Regions from separate parts of the Mus musculus genome. Here region 1 is linked to region 2. The links are chromatin loops, found by intact Hi-C in ENCODE. Cell type or tissue: gastrocnemius. All regions are shown on one strand. Links, peaks and the distances in the headings refer to the core of each region. The heading gives the core; the rest is flanking DNA.

Evidence for each region. Hi-C counts contacts between places; a loop is a spot of excess contacts. Peaks named below come from ENCODE experiments on the same cell type or tissue, not always from the same donor. Only the 100,000 strongest peaks of a DNase experiment are listed, where the experiment ranks them.
Region 1: a loop joins it to region 2, with 2.6 times the contacts of the local background. A loop is called at or near these places in 3 of 42 quality-filtered maps.

Annotation. Positions count from the first base shown.
Region 1 is chr7:49,424,400-49,427,301 of GRCm38, forward strand. The region is part of intron 6 of Nav2 (neuron navigator 2); the gene reads left to right. Among named protein-coding and RNA genes, the nearest start is that of Gm51447, 12 kb to the right of the region's middle. In gastrocnemius, for the core only: a CTCF peak has its summit at 1,870 (motif pointing left); a DNase peak (open chromatin) is centred at 1,870.
Region 2 is chr7:49,342,331-49,345,232 of GRCm38, forward strand. The region is part of intron 1 of Nav2 (neuron navigator 2); the gene reads left to right. All of the region lies in intron 2 of Gm51448 (a long non-coding RNA gene), which reads right to left. Among named protein-coding and RNA genes, the nearest start is that of Gm51448, 6.8 kb to the right of the region's middle. In gastrocnemius, for the core only: a CTCF peak has its summit at 1,210; a DNase peak (open chromatin) is centred at 1,088; H3K4me3 peaks cover 2,357 bases; H3K27ac peaks cover 2,500 bases.

The DNA.
Region 1 (2,902 bases), core at 316-2,815, 82 kb after region 2:
CCCCCCAAGTCAAGCCCAGCATGCAGCAGGAGCTCAAAAATGGGGAGCCATGAAAATTTTATATCCATTTTATCACAGCTATATTTAAATTTATTCTCAGAGCCAGCACTTGATAACTGGGTTCACTGACAGCCAGGGACTTCAAAGCCAACTTTGGTTTTGTGTTTTTTTACCTTGCCAGTCTTCAAGTCATTGTTGTATTTTATTTTAAAATGTTCTCATTCTTTCTTGTGCCAGCTGAGCTCATAGAAAACAAGGAGCTGGGGTTTGACCCCTTACTTGGGCTGCAGGTACGCAAGGTGGTGTCTATGGTAGCAGAAGGCCAGGAGTGCTTTGAGGGTTTCAGCTTTCCCTAGTCAGTTCTTTGTGCTCGTGGCTCTTAAAGAGTTTGGAGTCTCTTTCTGCCCAGGAGAGCAGACACCAGGGAGAACTATGAAAGCCTCACACTCCAGCTTTTGTCCTTAACACTAGGATTAAACAAAAGCCAACCATCAAGGGGAACAAAATTATGTCTGGTGTGTTTTCTCTGGCTGTCTTTGGGGGCCATTTTCTTATCTGCTGCAGAATTCGGGAAAGCCCTGGGGAGAGGGGGCAGGAAAGCCCTTGGGTGTGTGTAAGGCTATGAATGGTGGCGCTTGGGCTCACCCTTTCTCATGGAAACAAGACGGTTGTGTGGCCAGGTTTGCCTTTTCTGCAATATGGACGTGCTACCAAATCAGCACACCAGCTTACGGTTTCGCTGAACGCTGTCCTTGCTTTGGGGAGCAGGAAGAATGAGAAGGAGGAAAGGAAACTGAGTCGGATGAGAAGACAAAATGCGAATTTGGTTTAGTCTGTGTTGGGGTGTGAGATGAGTGCCTGTTGTGCGTGTGATCTGCAGGTCATCAGTCCAGTGCTTCTCCTGCCCCTGTTTGTCAGGCAGAGAGCATCCCATGTACATGAGTTCTATTTCATTTTAAGCTTCATTAGCAGGGGAATACACTTAGGCATCTGGGTGCTCTCTTAGTCAGGGTTACCGCAGTTTGATCTGCAAGGCTAGGTTCATTCCATTTTAATATTCTTTAAAAACATTTTTTTCCTCCTAACTTGTGTATTTGACAGTATTCATCTACATTTAAAGATAAATTTATTTTGGAGTAAATGAAATGAACTCCTCTGTGGACATGGAAGGCCTGTCTTCACGTTGCAAGAGGGGAGAGGGGCAACTGAGCTGTGAACCTCTAGTCCAGCCACAGCTGGTACTTGGTGATGGGCATCTCATGAAGGCACTTGAGCCCTTCTCTGCAGAAGACAGACTCTCTAGGGCTGAAACCAACCTATCAGATAAGATGTTCTTTAGAACACCAGCCTGGTGTGGGAGGGATACAGCCTCTAGATGCAGTACGTGAAGGGTCGCAGCAAGAATATCCGTTTTAAGGTATTGGCGAAGGTAGCCTCAATTGTTGGTAAGCCTGTCTGTGACTGTTGTGCCTGTGTGAGTGGCCATGCTGAAGGATGTTGTGCACCGGGATCCCGAGGAGCTCCTGCTGGGTTTCAGCAGTGCCTATGCCTGTTTCTGTAGCTTAGAGGCTCTTTGAGCTTTGCGGATGATAACGCAGGCTCAAGCATCAGCGTCCGTAGCCTGCCTAATTCTTTGTAAGGTGATGCAGGTCCCTCTGTGTCCTGAGCCTGTTGCCTTGACTGTGATGGGAGAATCATAGTATTTTCCAGAAATGACAACTGGGTTGCAAGGCCCTCAGCCTATAGAGACTCAGCTTGGGAAAAGCGAGGCTTTGAGAGAGAGAGAAGAAAGAAAACAAAACAAAACAAAATTCACACAACCATCTTGCTTCAGTAGCCCACGACAGTGAGCCTCTGCTGCCCTCTGCTGTCTAAGTCTTGTGCTACATCTCATCTCTGTCTAGCATTCTTTTTTCTTAATTTAACTTTAAAAAAAATTTTTTTTTTGTCTTATAAATATGGGTATTTTTGCCTATGTGTATATCTGTGTGCAGATTGCGTCCCTCGATGCTGGCACAGGCCAGAACAGGGTATCAGAGCCCTTGGAACTAAATTACAGATGGTTGTGAAATGCCTTGTGGTGCTGAGAATCAAAACTGGGTCCTCTGGAAGAGCATTCAATGCTCTTAACCATTGAACTAAGGTACCCTGTTAGAAGTGTAAAGATGCTTCGATTGTCTAGATGTTCCCGTCCAGGCATAGGTTCCCTGCTTTCTTTCCTCCACTTGGGAGGGTGACTGTAGACCCAAGAACGGCTAAGTATGTTCAGTAAGGTCCTGGTGGCCTGGAGGAAAAATTCTGTCTGTAGTAACAAGGAACTGACTGAGGGCCTGAGCTAAGCCCCTCCTCCTCTCAGCTGTCACTCACCCCCCTCCCCCAGGTGAGTAGCTAGGTGAGCTGCTGAACTAAGCCCCTCCTCCTCTTAGCTGTCACTCACTCCCCCTGAGGTGGGCATTGAGCCGTGGGATTCAAGGAGAAGGATGAATCCTAAGGAAAGAGATCTTTGCTAGCAGGAGTGGATTTTTTACTAACTGGAAAGGTTTGCTAGATTTTATTTGTTTTTCGCGGGTGACTAATTTCAAATGAGACAAAGCAGTATGGTTAACAGCCCCACTCTTGATCATACACCCTTCATGTTCCGGGACATGTCTAAGGTCATTTGTGCAAAGTCTCTTCTGTATTAAGCATCAGAATAGTCACTGATAGTCTAGAGTGTAGAGAGAGGTGCCAGGCCTTGCCCTAGTGGGACTTACAGTCTGGTGAGAGAGACAAGTAAAAAATCAACCAATAGAGTCGGTACTTACTCCTCTGCAGAAACTTAGATGCCACACATAGATGTATGCTTCTGGGCTGGGGGGCCTCAAAGGTGAGACCCACAAAATTTGCAGGGTCTCCTTTATTG
Region 2 (2,902 bases), core at 252-2,751:
AGGTACCTGCAGAGCCAGCCAGAGGGCAGTTGTGAGCCACCTGGAAACTAGTGTTATAGGCAATTGTGAGCTGCCTGGTACACCAGTAACAGCCCAGGAAAGCACTTTCTTAATCATGCCCACCTTCTCACACAAAGAGTACCTGAGTATCTGCAGCAGGGGCCTAAAGACACCCTGGAGAATAACAAGGAGGGCTAAGGCAGGCAAAGACTGCATTGTGCCCTATGGAGGATGGCCATGGCCTCCATGCCTGTCTTAAACACCTTGTGTTTTGTCTACAAGATATTTGTTTGGAGGTCACAAGAGGCCACTCTAGATTGTGTGGTTTTCCCATTTCTTGACTACATTGAAACAAGGCCATTTCAAGCAGGCCAGCACAGACTAGATCGCTAAGCCGCCATGCCTCTGTCTGGAAGTTTGGCAGGATGTAAGAGCTTAAAAGATCGGTTTCTGCTGACTCTTTTCCTAAAGCCTGTTTTCTTCCATTGCTTAACACCTGGGGCCAGCATCCGGCCGGAGGCCCCTGTAGCTTCGGGGCAGAGGCCCCTGTAGCTTCGGGGCAGAGGTCCCCGTAGCTTTGTCAAGATCCCTGGGAAAGCTAAGCCCAGGTGAACTCCGTTTCTTTGCAGGACTCAAGCGTGTAGACGCTCCTCCCTGTGGACTGTGAGAAGCAATGTAATGTAAGGGCAGGAAACAGGGTGTGAGGCAAAAGATGAGAAGCACGGAGGCACCCGGTGAGTTGGGAGGGTTTGGAAACCGTGTAGAAGCTGGAAGCCTGCAGGCTTCGGTGAAGTTTGCTCAGCCCGAACATCCACTGTAGTCTCTGCCAAGCACTGGATAAGGGAGGGGGCGGCTCCCCAGGTTTGTTTGCTTGGGGCAGCCAAAGAAACCGTGATGTATTTCCCCTGAATGTGTCATGAAAATGTAAGCACAGAGAGCTGGATTATTTTAGAGGGTTAAGAGAATCTGGTGGGGGTGACGGAGGTGCAGGAATCACAGCACCAAGAAGCCAGGGCAGGGGGCCAGGAGGCCGCCCCAAGGGTTGGGGTAACGTAAGCTGCGGCTGTTCAGGAGGTGGCCCGTGTAAGGAAATCTGACCACAGCTAAAATTAACCTCGGAGGCTTCACACGCCTCCACACTGCTTTGAACTAAACACCCCCTAGAGAGGGCACCGGCTGCTTGACCGCTGAGGATCACACTACTGCCTGCCAGCAGGGGTCCAGTTATGCCAATAAGTATCAACGTATGGGTCCCTGCTCGGGACCAAAGTCGTGATTCCTGTGACCATTATAAAGTGGTGAGCAAGTGAGGGGCATTGGCAGGGGTGTCTGGGGAGAGCTTGTTTGAATTGGGCTTTTGTTGAGAGGACGGTTCGGATTTATTGTCTGCGCTGGGTAAGGCTTTGAGTTCTCTGAGAGATGGCTCTTCACCACCCCCCTCAACCCCCACCCCCGTTGTTTTCTGTGTCAAGTGTCCTGGCGCAGGAAGGCTCGATGGTATGTATGTCTTTAGAGCAGATGGAGAAGGGTATGTCTGGAAGTTATTGGTGGCCTGAGAAGATACAGTTGCACAAATTCAGAGGAAGCCAGAGGCCAGATGTGCAGGGTCACTATGGCAACAGGTGTGGCCATTTCCATCTGGCTTCCCAGTGGGGCCTCAGCAGGTGCAATGGGGAGAAAGATGGGCTGTGTCAAGGCTTGGAGGTGTAGAGGGGTAGTCTAGAGGGCTTCAAAGTTTGGGGACTTGAAAGATTTGAGAGGGGAGCTAGAAGGAGTTCCTACCTGTTAAGACCCTGGCAACTCTGGCATATATATTTTCTTCTATCTCTCTCTCTCTCTTGGAGACACAGAATTTTTTTGTGTAGCCCTGGCTGTCCTAGCTTGGCCTGAACTCAGAGATCCACCTGGCTCTGCCTCTCAGTGCTGGGATTCAAGGCATGGACCACCACACCCAGCCAGCTGTGACATGGCATTTTTAGGAAGGGTATTACAGCCTTCCCTGCCCCCGGCCAGGACAACCCAGCTTCCCATGTGTGGAGAATCCACATGGGAGCTTGTGTTCACTGCAAAGAGGCAAGATGCACTTTTCTTCTTTAGTATCTCCTTAGCATTCAGATGATTCATGTCACACACAGCTGATGGCAGTATTGGGCACTGGTATCATGCCAGTGCGATCTAACAATCAGAGTGGTCATTTTGTTAGGGTCTAAGAGAGTGGCAAGAAGCTATAGCCTCATGAGTGGGAGCTCCCCGTTAGCTTATTCTTCTCAAGCTCCCCCGGCCCCTCCCCATCAAGCCCCCTCCCCATCAAGCTGCTAGCCCAACTTCTGAGACAACATTAGCCTCCCAAGGTGGCAAGCCTTCTTTGGAGAAGAGTGGTGTTCCTTTGTGCTTAGTTGAATGCTGTATATAACTGACCTTAAAACGGTCAAATGTGTAAGCCCTACAGCCTTTGCCTTGTGAGCAGACACTGTGTTGCAGGAATATGAATGATGTGAGGGAAAGCCCCCCTCATAAAGATGGTTTGACAAGGGTTTGGGACCACCCAGCTGTCCTGAGGCCTCTGAATCTTCTCAGAGGAAAAACTCTACAAAGTCAGTATTTCTTTCTGCTTGTGTGTGTTTGGGGACTTGAACTCACATCCCCAGACTTGCACCACAAGTGCCTTCACTGGCAGAGGCATCTTGCCAACCCCTTTGCCTTTTCTTGTTGCTTTCATCCTCCAGATGTGCTGGCTCGTCACAGCAACAAGGTTGCCAGGGAACTGGGCATCCGTCTCTTTGACTTTAGATGTCTAACCCTATGTAGGCGCAGCAGTAAACAGCATCATCTTGGGGATAGGTTTCTAAACTCCTGAGCTCCAGATTCACTGCCCTGTTGAATGGATGTCTTTTGAGGTAGA